3 separate regions of the Homo sapiens genome follow, and all the other regions are linked to region 2. A link is a contact called in ENCODE Hi-C or POLR2A ChIA-PET data. All regions are on one chromosome and are shown on one strand. The core of a region is the stretch at or near the end of the contact, and the rest is flanking DNA. Distances in the headings are between cores, read along the strand shown. Region 1 overlaps EPHB2 (EPH receptor B2). Region 2 overlaps EPHB2 (EPH receptor B2). Region 3 overlaps EPHB2 (EPH receptor B2).

Region 1 (4,392 bases), core at 669-3,168, 40 kb before region 2:
CCAACCTAGTAGAATGTATCGCATTTTATGAAAACCAACAAGGTAGGCTACACGTCATGGGCCCTCTTGTCTGTGAGCTGCTGGTCATCGGCGCCTGTCCCATTCTTTCCTTTTTACTTTGTGGCTTTTTTTTTTTCTTTTGAGATGGAGTTTCACTCTGTTGCCCAGGCTGGAGTGCAGTGGTGGGATCTCGCCTCACTGCAACCTCCGCCTCCTGGGTTCAAGTGATCCTCATGCCTCAGCCTCCCTAGTAGCTGGGACTACAGGCAGGTGCCACCACGCCTAGCTCATTTTTGTATTTTTAATAGAGGCAGGGTTTCACCAGGTTGGCCAGGCTGGTCTCGAACTCCTGACCTCAAGCGATCTGCCCACCTTGGCTTCCCAAAGTACTGGGATTAGGGTGTGAGCCACCACACCCAGCCTCCTTTTTACTTTCTGGCTTTGCTTTTGGCCAGCATGTTGGTGCCCTGGAAAAAAAGAGGAATGCAGGGCAGGGACTGGGATGTGCATTTCTTCTAGAACTCTCTACCCCCAACACTGCCTCACCCAGGTCTGGGCACATGATAAAGATCCACCAGAAACCTGGAAGTGAATTGAAGGATTCAGACCAAGGTGTTTGGTTCTGTGGGTGACAACAGGTGTTTCTTGGTTGTCTTGTGTCACAGATCCTATGTGACATCAGCTCCCATTGCCAGGGGAGCTGTCCCTCCTGGCTCCTCTTTGAGGGAAGGGGAAAGGAAGGTGAAGGTATTGGGCCCAGGATGGAGAGGGGAAGGATGCTGTCTCCTCCCCGTCCACAGGGTGGCTTATGTCTACCGGAGCCATTCATTCATTCATTCGTTCATTCATTCACTCACTCAGCTGGACCTCCATTGGGTTCCAGACCCTATACTGGGGGCTGAAGATACTGAGATGAGTCAGCTGGTCCCTGCCCTCATGGAACACCTAGAAAGACATACGGACAAAAGGATGGGGATGAGGAGGGGATACATGAAGTTACCCTAATCAAGACGTGTGGTTTGACAAAGGACTTTCTTCTCAAATTTTGAATTTATTTATAGTAACAACTGTCATTCATTGAGTGCCAGCTGTGCACTCAGAGCTGTGCAAAGACCTTAACCTGCATTATCTCATTAATAAGCCCCCAAGGCCCCCTGAAGAAGGCAGTTATATTCTTACTTGGCAGATGAGGAAACAGACCAGAGCAGGGATGTGACTTGCCCAAGGTCACACAGCAAGCAAGTGTCAGATGTGGAATTTAAAGTCCAGAATCCTTATCTCAACTTCTCCCATGGGCCACCTCTCTATGAAAAGAAAGGCAGTGGGGTAGTTTATATTGGGGCAGCCCTACAATCCAGGGAAGGTAGTGGCTGGGGCAGTAGAAGGATTTTCAGCAGGCAAGGGGCAGGGGGAGCAGGAGAGATGGGCTGGGATGGGTGCTGAGGCCCGGACCCTTCTGTGGCATCAGAGCTTTGCTCTCTTCTCTTTCTGGAGTCCTGGGTCACCAGAGCCAGACTTCTGATGTGCTTTAGTCCTGTGTTTACATGAGTGTCAGACGGAGCAGGCTCCAGGGGAACACGGAAATGGCATTAAATAACGCTGAATCACACAGTAAGAAAGTTCCCCTTCCCTTCTCCTCCGTGCCTGCTGATTACTCATGGAGAAAGTCTCTGTTTCCTGCCAGCATGTCTCTAACACCTCTCTGACAGCCCCTAATCTCCCTTTTCAATTGGGAAAAGCAGACTTCAAGCTCAGAACCTGCTAGGGAGCTGGAATGCCAGGACATCATCTTGTTTTCATCATGAATAGTTTAGCTTATATATTTTTATTTAACAAACATACAAATGGCACTTTCTAAGTGCTTTGCAAATATTACAAATATTTCATCCCCATTACGACTTTATGAGACAGGTGCTATTATCCACCTTCCAGATGAGTAAGCTGATACACAGAGAGGTTGAGTAACCTGCCTGGGTCACACCTCCAGAGTGTCAGAGCAAGGACTAGGAATCCAGGCAGCAGGCCCCAGAGCCCATGCTCTTAAGCATCTCCCCAGACTACCTCTGATTCTCAGAATTGGTGCTGGCTCTCTTCTAGTTCCAGCAGTAGCCTGATTTTTTCCTTTACTGATGAATTTATTTCCATGAAAATAGGTGAGCCAATTTAAAAGTAAAGTGGAGTTCAAGTGGTTGTGTGGAAATAGCCAAAGTCCTAACAGTAGTTCAAGGGCTACTGAAGTTTGAAGAACACTGGTCAGTCCAAGCCCTTCATTTGGTGGAGGGGGATGCTCTGAAGAACAGAGAGGGGATGGGACCTAGCAGAGGTCACACAGCGAGTGAGCCTGGAGGCTGCCAGGACAGATGGGAGCGCTCACCTGCCACCCACGCCCATCTGCTTCCTGCACGCAGGACTGATGGGGCGCCAGGTGGCAGGAGCACAGAGGTGTGCTCACCTGCCCAGAAGTGTCCCGGTGCTGTAACAGGATCCCTGTTATCTCTGCTGTTCTGGGAACAGGCAGATCTGAGCCCCAAGGCCCAAGCCCAAGTCAGCATTTTGGCCACTGCTGAGCTGACATCTGTTGTATGTCTTTACCTTGTCTTCCAAGTCTCAACAGAGCCTGAGTGGGGAGCTCTGTCCTCAGCCTGCTGGTCAGGGCTCACCTTCCCTACCTTTACGCCTTTCCAGAAGCTTTCACAGCCTCTGCCTTGAGAGATGCGAGCTGACCCTGGGTTCAAGTCCTGGTTCTGCCGTATACCCACTATGTGGCTTTCTTTAGGATGCTTAGCCCCTGCAAGCTGTGCCATCCTCAGGTAGGAAATGGGGATGTACAAGATCAAAGACAGTGGGCTGGGAGGATCACCTGCCACACAGAAAGGCGGGAATGATGTCAGCTCCTTCTGGAGTTGCCTCGCTGCAGGGCTGCCTCCTTTGTCATGAAGGCCACCAGCTTTCTCCATGAGGGTCCTGGGAAGCGGAGAATGAATTAGGGCCATTGTCCCCATCATAGAGATGAGAATACCCCAAGTTGGGGGCTGTCTTCTTTAAAAATCAGGCTTCGGTCTGGAGTTCCACCCTGTGCACAGTGACACCAGTCACAGGCTTTGGATTTGGGCGTTCACTAGTTCCGTGTGGCCTTGGGTTGGTCATTTCTCCACTCCCAGCCTCAGTTTCTTCATCTGTCCAGTGAAACCATGCAGGGTTATTGTGAAACTTAAACATGATGAGTGTTCTTGGAAATGTCTGACCTACTTCACAGGTGTTATTTATGATTGTTTTTATTCCTTGTGTAGGCAGAAAAGTGTGCAACACTCTAAAATTACTAGGTGGGGTGGGCTCACGCCCATAATCCCAGCACTTTGGGGGGCCAAGGCAAGCAGATTCCTTGAGCCCAGGAGTTCAAGACCAGTCTGGGAAACACGGCGAAAACCCATCTCTACAAAAATACAAAAATTAGCTGGGCATGGTGGTGTGCACCTGTTATCCCAGTTACTTGGGAAGCTGAGGTGGGAGGATGGCTTGAGCCCAGGAGGTTGAGGTTGCACCATTGCACTCCAGCCTGGGTTACAGAGTGAGACCCTGCCTCAAAGAAAGAATAATAATAAAATATAATAATAAAATAATAAAATAAAATAATACAAAAATAAAATAAAATAATAAAATAAAATATAAAATTACCACGTAGTCAGGACATACAAGGGAATTAAAACCTGCTTTTTAGTAAGAGCCTCTGAAGAAGGCCTGAGCAGAGTTGGATCCAGGCTGATCTATATATTTGTATATAAAAATATGTGCATGTAAATACATTTTTAATATTTTAATATTATTTTCATGTATTTTAATATTTATAAAGTATATATTTATACTTACACGTACACACACACACATGCACACACACATATGTTTTGAATTGGAGTCTTGCTCTGTCGCCCCGGCTGGAGTGCAGTGGTATAGTCATGACTTGCTGCAGCGTCAGATTACTGGGCTCAAGCAATCTTCCTGCCTCAGCCTCCTGATTAGCTAGGACTACAGGTGCATGCCATCATGCTGGGCTATGTTTTTTTTTTTTGGAGACAGGATCTCACTATGTTGCCCAGGCTGCTCTTGAACTCCTGGGCTCAAGTGATCCTCCTGTCTTGGCCTCCCAAAGTGCTGGGACTACAGGCATGAACCACTACACCTGGCCCAGGCTGATATTTTGTTTCCCATCTGTTCTTCCAGTCAACAGTCTTTTTCACCCACTACTGGTTTAGGCATTGTGGTATGGAAGAAAGAGTGTGAGCTCCAGAGTTGGGCAACCCTGGATTTACAGGCCAGTTTTCCCAAATCTTGGCTGTGTGACCCTGGGCAAGTTGCTTTCACTCTCTGACCTTCAGGTGCCTCATCTGTAAAATG
Region 2 (4,124 bases), core at 878-3,377:
TCATCTTCCCCTGGACCTGAAAGCCTCCCCAAGGCCTCAGCCCAGCCCAGCCATCCACTGAGTGTGAGTGGGGTCCAGTCAGGGTGTGATTAATGAGCTCAGGGAGCCCAGAAGGACACCAGCTGTTGCTGTGGCCTGTGCTGCTGTCACCCAGATGTGAGGCTGCTGCAGCCCAAGCCCCATAGGCACTGGCCCTGCTGGAGCAGGACGTGCAGGAATGGTGATTCCAGCTCACATCCAAGTAACATTGGCCAAGTGCTTTCTCGTCCTCTAGCTTAGGGCTTCTCAACCTTTATTGTGGATCAGAGTCACCTGGTTAGTTGGTTAAAGTGCAGGTTTCTGGGTCTGACTCAAACCTCTCCCCCAGGTCTGGGAATGTGGCTCTGAGATGGGGCCAAGAATCAGCAGGGTTTATTTTGTTTTGTTTTTTTGTCTTTTGTTTTTGTTTTTTTTTTTTTTTTTTTGTGACAGGGTCTCACTTTATCACTCAGGCTGGAGCGTAGTGGTGCAGTCTCAACTCACTGCAAGCTCTGCCTCCTGGGTTCAAGCAATTCTTGTGCCTCAGCCTCCTGAGTAGCTGGGATTACAGGCGTGCACCATCATGCCCAGCTAATTTTTGTATTTTTAGTAGAGATGGGGTTTCACCATGTTGACCAGGCTGGTCTCGAACTCCTGGACTCAAGTGATCCACCTGCCTTAGCCTCCCTAAAGCTGGGATTACAGGCATGAGCCACCGTGCCCAGCTGGAATCAGCATTTTTAAACAAGCAGTCCTGATGATTCTGTACCAGGACCATGAGCTCAGACGCACGATGTGATAACACATGTTTGGCTGGACCAAGCTGGGACCTAAGGCCAAAGAAAGGACACTAGCCCAGCCCCAACACCACCCCAGGGATTGTCCTCCCTGGGGCAGTGGAACATTAGCAGAATCTCTAAGAGGATGTGGTTTGAAAAGATGCATTTAATATTGAGATATAATTTAATAGGAAAACATCCATTGCTTTGTTAATATAAATTAGAGAAAATAAGGCTGGATTAAGTCTTCTTGGCAGATGGAGAGTGGGGGAGTCCTCAGAGGGAGTGGCCACCATTCCTGGTGTGGGCAGTGATGGTGAACAAAGGCTTACTAGTTCCCAGTGCAGTGAGTGGGCTAAACTGATTCAATCTGACCAACTTCTCTGGTGCCTACTGTGTACAGGGCACAGCGGGAGAGGGGAGGGGCCTGGGGAAGCCAACCATTCAACATGCATGTTTTGAGTAACCTCTGTGGGTCATTTAGCCCTCTAACAAATATGCGTTGCATACCTGCTGTGAGCCAGACACATTCCAGGTGCAGGGAGATACGGAAATGAACAAGACGGACACATCAGTGCCCTCCCAGAGTTTTTTGTCTGAGTGGGTGGATAGGAGAAGACAGAAGAAAAAGTCAGTGAGCAAATAAATAAACTAGTTGCAGAATGTGATGAGTGAAGGGGGAAAGAATTGTGCAACAATAGAGATCAAAAAGTGGCCGTGCTTCAGGAAGGGCTTCCTGGAAGAGGTATCATTGAGCTGATGGGCCTGAGAAGGCTGTGGGGAAAGCATTCCAGGCAGAGGGTCCCTGAGAAACCCTGACACTCAGGGCTTGGTCTGAAGTGGCTCCTGGGTGAGCAGGGGACTCAGACACCCAGGGAACGAGGCAGAGTATGGTGCTGCCACAAATGAGATCCATCCAGGCAAAGTGCTTTGAGAATATGAGGAAAAAGCCATCTTGTATGACTGGGTATCTCAGAAGGCTTCAAGGAGGGAGTAGCATTTGAATTAGGCCTTGAAGAGTGAGTAGGATTTGGATGGGTGAAGGTAGGGAGGAAGGGAATTGTAGGCAGAGAGAACTATACGAATAAAGGCCCCAAGGTGTGACAGTACAAGGCATATTTGATGGGTAGAAAGGGCTTTGCAGTGTATAGGGATTAGGACACAATTTTCCCCTATTTATTCACCTGTTCATTTTTTATCGCATGCCTAATCGGGGTCTACACTGGGCATACAGCTGCCAGGTGAGGATTCCTGGGACTTCCTTTAGAAGAGCCCTGTTCCCTCCCCAACCCCAGTCCCCGCTGGGGCTTCCTGCCAGCAGGTCTGCTGGGAGTGGCAGAAGGTGTCCCTGGAATGCCTTCTTTGCAGCAGCTGCCCGCACCCAAGTCTGTTTCTCTGACTCTTTCTAGAGTATGATAGGTGTGATTGTGAATGTTCCCCTGCCCCAGTTTCTCCAAGCCTGCCTGTCTCCAGATCCCTGTTCTCCTTGGTCTCTCCTTACCCACCTCAGTCCCACTTCTGCCTGCCCAGCAGGAACCCCCAACCTAGCCTTCTTTGGGGACCTTGCTCTGTTCTCTCCCAGTGGCCAACCCGCATCTGCGAGGGATCTGGAGGCAGTTCCGCAGTGAGCATGATTGCTGCGATGCTATCGGACGTAATGGGATTTTTAATATTTAGCTTGGATGGGGAGAGGGGCTGCTAGCCAGCTCGGGGTGGTTGCACGCACATGTTGATTCGCTGGCTCCAGCTCAGACTCCCCAGTTCCCAGCTGCTGGGTTTCTCCTCCCAGCCTCTCCCTCTTGTCTGCCCTGCCCTGCTGTGCAGCCCCTGCTCTCTCCCCAGCTCATGGCCTCTCCTTGACCTTGGCTTCAGAGACCTGCTTTCAAACCCCAGCCCTACCTCTCACTAGCTGTGTGACCTTGGGTGAGCCACTGACCCTCTCCCAACCTTTGTTTTCTCATCTGCAAAACAGAATAAACAGAGGGCTGTTATACAGAGTAAATGAGAAAATACCCAGAAGAGTGTTATAAAAATAAGATTAAGGACTTTTATGAACACTGTCTTTGCCTGTGAACTTTTTTTTTTTCCTGGTGAGCTTTTTATTTTGAGGAAAAAATAACTTTTCCTTATCACAAAAGCAATGCAGGTTATTTGTAGAATCTTTAGAAATTACTGATAAGCAAAAAGGAAGAAATTAAAATCACCCATAATCCTATCATCCAGAAATAAGCACTGTGAAACAAACTGGTATAGGTTCTTCCAGGTGGATTTATGTGTATTTACACATACTGATTTTTTGTTTTAAGAAAAAAATGGACTTCTGCTTAAATTACATGGGTTTCTTTCTTTCTTTCTTTCTTTCTTTCTTTTTTTTTTTTTTTTTTTCCTTTCAGAGAGACAGGATCTCACTATGTTGTCCAGGCTGGTCTTGAACTCGTGGCCACAAATGATCCTCCCACCTCAGCCTCCCAAAGTGTTGGAATTATAGGCATGAACCACCATGCCCAGGAGGAGAATTTTTGATAATAATATTTTGTGGACATCTTTGCATATCATGTCAGAGCTATAACATCATTGTGGAGAAGCTCTTAGGATCCCATAGAATAAATGTACCGTAATTTATTTACTACTGCTCTGTTGATTGACAGATAGATTGCTTGCAGTATTTCACTATCTTAAACAAATGCTGGGGTGAGCCTCATTGTTTCTCTGTCTTTTTGCATTGCTGCTGATATTTGCGTAGGATACATTTCTAGGCGTGGAATTGTAGGGTCAAAGGGCATGTACTTTTTTTAGAGCTTTTGACAAACATTGCCAAATTACCCTCCAGAAAGGCTGGACCAAGTTACCCTCCAAGCAGCTGCCTTTGAGAGTGCCTGTTTGCTGGCATGCTCTCCAGCATGGGATGTTATGCCTGTGGCTTTATTTTCTGTTTCACTCCAGAATCCTGTGCTTCCCAGCCAAGGGAGGGAGGGGCCAGGGGTCCTTTCTGGGCCTTCAGAGTTGGATCCTCCTTCCCACCCTGCTTTCAGCTCGAGCCCTTCTTACAGAGGCTGGACCAGTGGCCCAGAAGTGTCTGGGGGAGTCTGCGGGGGTGGGGTGCGGTCAATGGGGTGGGCTCTGGGAGGGAGGCCGCCAGCTGGCAGCCTGTGCTATGCTGACTGGGGAAGGGTGTGAGGGTTGGAATGCTGGGTGGGAGGGGAGGCCCAGACCCCCACATAGAAATTCTGCTGCTTCTCTTCAAGGACAGGGTGGAGACACCCAGTTGAGGGAGAAGGAGGGGGGACAGACAACTCCTGCAGACCCCCAGGCTCAGGCCAGGGCTGA
Region 3 (4,037 bases), core at 1,000-3,499, 36 kb after region 2:
TGGGCCCCAGCTGCGCTCTTCCTTTCCATGGGTCCAGGGTCTCTCTGGCGGTGCCAATATTCAGAAACTGGTATAGGATGGAGACAAAGGGAGTAGGCAGATACCAGGGCCAGAAGGAGGGAGGGAAGACGGGTGGAGGCTGGGCCTGCCATTGGGCAGCCGCCCCTGTTTACTCAGCTCCAGAATGAAGCCCCGGAGAAGGGCTGTTCATATTTCTACCTTGAACAGGGAGCTGACATTAATGAACAGCTAATTAACATCTTGGAGTGCGATGGTTCCAGTGTCAGTGTCCCTAATTAGTCTCGCGCTAATCTGCTTTAATTAACTGTCCCTGTCGTGGTTTTAATTTAATTTTCAGCTCCAGCCTGGGATGGCAGCCCCGTGAGCATTCCGTCCCAGGGCACCTGTGGCCAGGGCAGGGTGGGTTGGCCAGTGCCAGGTTCCCAGGGGCATTGCCAGACAGCCCAGCGATGGGCAGAGCTGGTAACAGAGCCTGGCTCCTCTGCAGCCCTGCGGGAAGGGGACTTGGGGATGGGACACTTTCCTCATCTTCTCAAGGAAGTATTCTCAAGTCATCAGGAGCTCCTAGAACATTCATAGGTCAGGAGCATAGTCTGTGACTGCACCTTGATCTCAAGAAGACCCCGTAAACTGACCATACTTTCTGGACATAAGCTCCGATTCAGGTAAACCTGGATTCCTGTGTGACCTTAGGAAAAGCACTTGACCTCTCTGAGCCATTCTAGGTTATCAGCCCCATTCGTTAGTTATACAGTTGGATAGATGGTCAGAAGGAAGGAAGATCTAATCCATGGATGGGGCTAATGAGATGGGGCTGATAACCTAGATGCTGGCATCCCGCTTTCACCAAAGATGCAGTTTTTCAGGGGTGATCTGCATACACACCTAACTCCTCGGATGATCCAGTTGGAACACACACTATGACAGCCACCCTTGGGTCAAGAGTGGAGAGGGCTGGGAAGGAGCCTAGATCAGGGGGTGAGCGGAGCACTGGTCCAGGACTCAGGATACCCAGGTCTCAGGCCTAGCTTTGCTGCTACCTTCAAGTCTCTCACCCTCTCTGGGCTTACACCTCACTCCCATCCATAAGTTGGAAGGGGCAGGAAGAGGGAGAACAAGATGCTCTCTGAACCCCCTCATGCGTTGGCCAGAGTTAGAGAATAGATGTACAGCTGGCTCAGAAAACCTGACATCTGGAGCAGGAGAACTAAGTGGGAGCCAGGGGCTAGGGCCACCCTGGGGGCCAGGTGTGGCCTCTGCCTTTTGCAAGGCAAAGCAGGAACTAGCTGAGGAGGCAGTGGCTGCCTTGGTCACCAGGACCCTGCTGCAGGTGGGAAACCAAATCAACATGTCTGCCCCTGGCAGGAGCCAGAGAAGCATCTGCCAAGAGAGTTAGACAAATGAGGATCGTCTGGGGGGATGCTGGCTGGTGTCTGAGGTGGGGAGGGGAGAGTCCAGGATCTGAGTCAGATCCCTTGTCCCAGAGTGGCTGGGAGCTAAGAGTGCAGGGTGGGTTGAAGGCTGAGGCCTGAGGAGTGAGGAGGCCCCTGCTGAGGCTGGATGCCAGCTCAGGGATTTAAGCTGTAACCCTGAGGGCACTGGGGAGCCACGGCCAGATTCTGAGCAGGAGAGTAGCTAGATCAGCTGATTGGCCACTGGCAGTGCGGGAGTGAATTGGAGTGAGGAAGCAGGAGGCAGGGAGGCTGCCTTCCTTCAGGCAGTGAGTCTACTAAGTGCGTTCAGTGTGACCTCCAGAAGCATAGATAGTGCACTCTTTAGAAAAAGGTGGGCGCACCTGCCTCTCCCCACGGCCTTGGGCTTAAGGAGTATGTTTGGCATTTCCTTGTAGTACCAGTTCCCAGAATATAGCTCACACTTTCTGCAACTGGGGTCTGCAAACCCCAGAATGGGGAGAGGGTCCCAAATATATTCTCAGGGGCCCAGGAATTCTAGGAGAATTTAAACTTTTGATGTTTAGATTTGGATGCTGATTCTAACAGACAATTTGGTTTTGACCAGTTCTAAAGCAACACTTCTCTCCCAGTGATCTCTCAAGGGGGAAGGCATCCTTGCTCCTGGCATCGGAGGACTGGAGAGGTAGTCTCCAAGGGCCACAAAAGACCATTTCCGTTTCTAAAGAGTCTGTTCTTGTCCAGCCCTGAGAAATGCTGTCACGCCTGCCTCCCCCAGGACAGTGAGCTCTTCCAGCCGTGCTGGAGCTGGTCTGGCTCACTGTGTCTCCGCAGCCTGACACAGGTCCGGACCCAGGGAGGGTTTATGAATTGAGGCAGGTTCTTTCTGGATGTCCCACAGCTCCCTCCTTGTCTGGCCCTGAGAAATGCTGTCACGCCTGCCTCCCCCAGGACAGCAAGCTCTTCCAGCAATGCTGGAGCCAGTCTGGCTCACTGTGTCCCCGTGGCCTGACACAGGTCCAAACCTAGAGAGGGTTTATAAATTGAGCCAGGTTCTTTCTGGATGTCCCACAGTCCCCTCCCCCTGCCTTTGACCTCCAGTTGATCTTTGCTTTCAGTCCAGTCTGAGCTAAACCAGTTTTTCCTGAAATTCTTAGTAAATGAGTATGGAATCCAGAGCTCCTGCCCCGCTTCCTCCCTACCAGAGCACAAGATTTCTATGAAAGGAGAAGAACCCCTCACCTTTCTCGATTCCCCTCCCTTGCTCATGGAAACTCCTCACATTTCTTCAGATCCAGCTCAGACCAGGCCACCTGCAGAGAGCCCTCCCTGGCTTCCCCAGATGAATGTGTCAGTCTGTCCTCGGAGCCCCTGGAACATGTGCCGCCCCCAGGCCCAGGTCCTCTCTTTTGTCTTGCATTGAATATATTCATGGCAGGAACTGGATTGCTCCCATCTGTGTGTGCTCTGCTCCCAACCTGGCTCACAGCAGGGGCCCGCAGGAGCAGGTGGAAGAGAGGTGCCCCTCGTCCCCAGTGTATTCTCCGCAAGGGTCCAGTGGCCGCCAGCCTGGCCTTTAGCATGGTAGTGTTATACATAGTAGTGGCTTTGCTGTCCGTCAAGCCTGCATGCAACCTGACTGCTAACCAGCCAGTGACTTTGGGATGCATCTCCTGAAATCTCAATTTTCTCATCTAGAAAATGGGTAATGATGGCACTTACCTCGTGAGGTCACTGTGAAGACTTAATTTAGGAGACTCATGTAAAGCGCCTGGGTCATAGTAAGTCCTCAATCAAACCATGCCAGTGATGATGGTGGTGAAGTGCTAGAGCCCAGAGTGCTTTACACAGAGTCAGAAGAGTTAAAAGAAGCCTAATTCTGAGTGCTACCTGCTAACCCTCCTGTTCCCTGTCTCACTCACGCCTGGAAATGGCTCCGCCAGGACTCAGGCGACTGCAGAGATAACAAGCCAAAAGGTGACAGACCCTTGGCCTTGCTCCAGGGGCCTTCACCATCCACATGCATTTAGAGACCTGCACGTGAGGGACATGCACAGTGATACAGAGACAGAGCCAGGGCTATAAACGTGAGCACTCACAGTCATGTGTGTGTCCACACAGCCACACACTCAGAATAAGGAGAAAGAGGCCACTTTTGATGCCCAAGCAAAGACAAACATTTCAAAGCAGAGGTGGCCATGGGGGATCTCTGTTCTGCTTCCCCAGCCCTGGGCCACTGATGGGCTATAGCCACCCCCACTCAGTTCTCTCTGGGTTGAGCCAGCTGCCCAGGCTCATGGCTGTTTTAGATCTTGTGTCAGTGACTAGAGCAGGGACACCACCAGGGGCTGAGCTCCTCAGGGACTGCAGTGTGGGGTTCATGAGTGGGTGCATATGCCTCTCCATGGACCCTGGCAGAAGTAGCAGCAGGGCCTACACTGGTCCATGACTCACCCAACACTGTGGCTTGGGAAGCAGTCGAGGCATCCGGGCCCCTCCAGCTCCCCAGCCCAGCCGTGCCCACCCCACCTAGCAGCTCCTGGAGCCTCTTCTACATCTGCACGGATGAGCATTGAGTTGACCCAATCCTTGTTCTGGCAGGAA

What was found. A loop is a pair of places that touch in the nucleus more often than their neighbours do. ChIA-PET counts read pairs that join two places held with the same protein, here RNA polymerase II (POLR2A). Pooled maps may share reads with other maps.
Region 1: a map of Caco-2 shows a loop between it and region 2 (10-fold over the local background). The contact joins two enhancer-like sites. A Hi-C loop is called at or near these places in 4 of 168 maps with a recorded cell type or tissue (Caco-2, Right ventricle myocardium superior, astrocyte of the cerebellum and 1 more) and 2 of 50 pooled maps. POLR2A ChIA-PET finds 5 or more read pairs at or near these places in 6 of 52 experiments (A549, AG04450, K562 and 3 more).
Region 3: a map of PC-9 shows a loop between it and region 2 (4-fold over the local background). The contact joins two enhancer-like sites. A Hi-C loop is called at or near these places in 2 of 168 maps with a recorded cell type or tissue (PC-9 and posterior vena cava) and 2 of 50 pooled maps. POLR2A ChIA-PET finds 5 or more read pairs at or near these places in 3 of 52 experiments (H1, Panc1 and activated B cell).

The regions. Positions count from the first base shown.
Region 1 is chr1:22,748,898-22,753,289 of GRCh38, forward strand. The region is part of intron 1 of EPHB2 (EPH receptor B2); the gene reads left to right. Among named protein-coding and RNA genes, the nearest start is that of MIR4684, 32 kb to the left of the region's middle. RefSeq lists an enhancer at 1,617-1,666. Within about 2 kb of position 1,919, at least 21 of the 41 ENCODE cell types and tissues checked have a DNase peak (open chromatin) inside an H3K27ac peak, as active enhancers do.
Region 2 is chr1:22,788,309-22,792,432 of GRCh38, forward strand. All of the region lies in intron 3 of EPHB2 (EPH receptor B2), which reads left to right. Among named protein-coding and RNA genes, the nearest start is that of MIR4684, 71 kb to the left of the region's middle. RefSeq lists an enhancer at 2,472-2,972. Within about 2 kb of position 2,128, at least 4 of the 41 ENCODE cell types and tissues checked have a DNase peak (open chromatin) inside an H3K27ac peak, as active enhancers do.
Region 3 is chr1:22,824,447-22,828,483 of GRCh38, forward strand. The region is part of intron 3 of EPHB2 (EPH receptor B2); the gene reads left to right. Among named protein-coding and RNA genes, the nearest start is that of MIR4253, 37 kb to the right of the region's middle. RefSeq lists a silencer at 2,590-2,884 and enhancers at 2,597-3,136, 3,319-3,840. Within about 2 kb of position 2,250, at least 12 of the 41 ENCODE cell types and tissues checked have a DNase peak (open chromatin) inside an H3K27ac peak, as active enhancers do.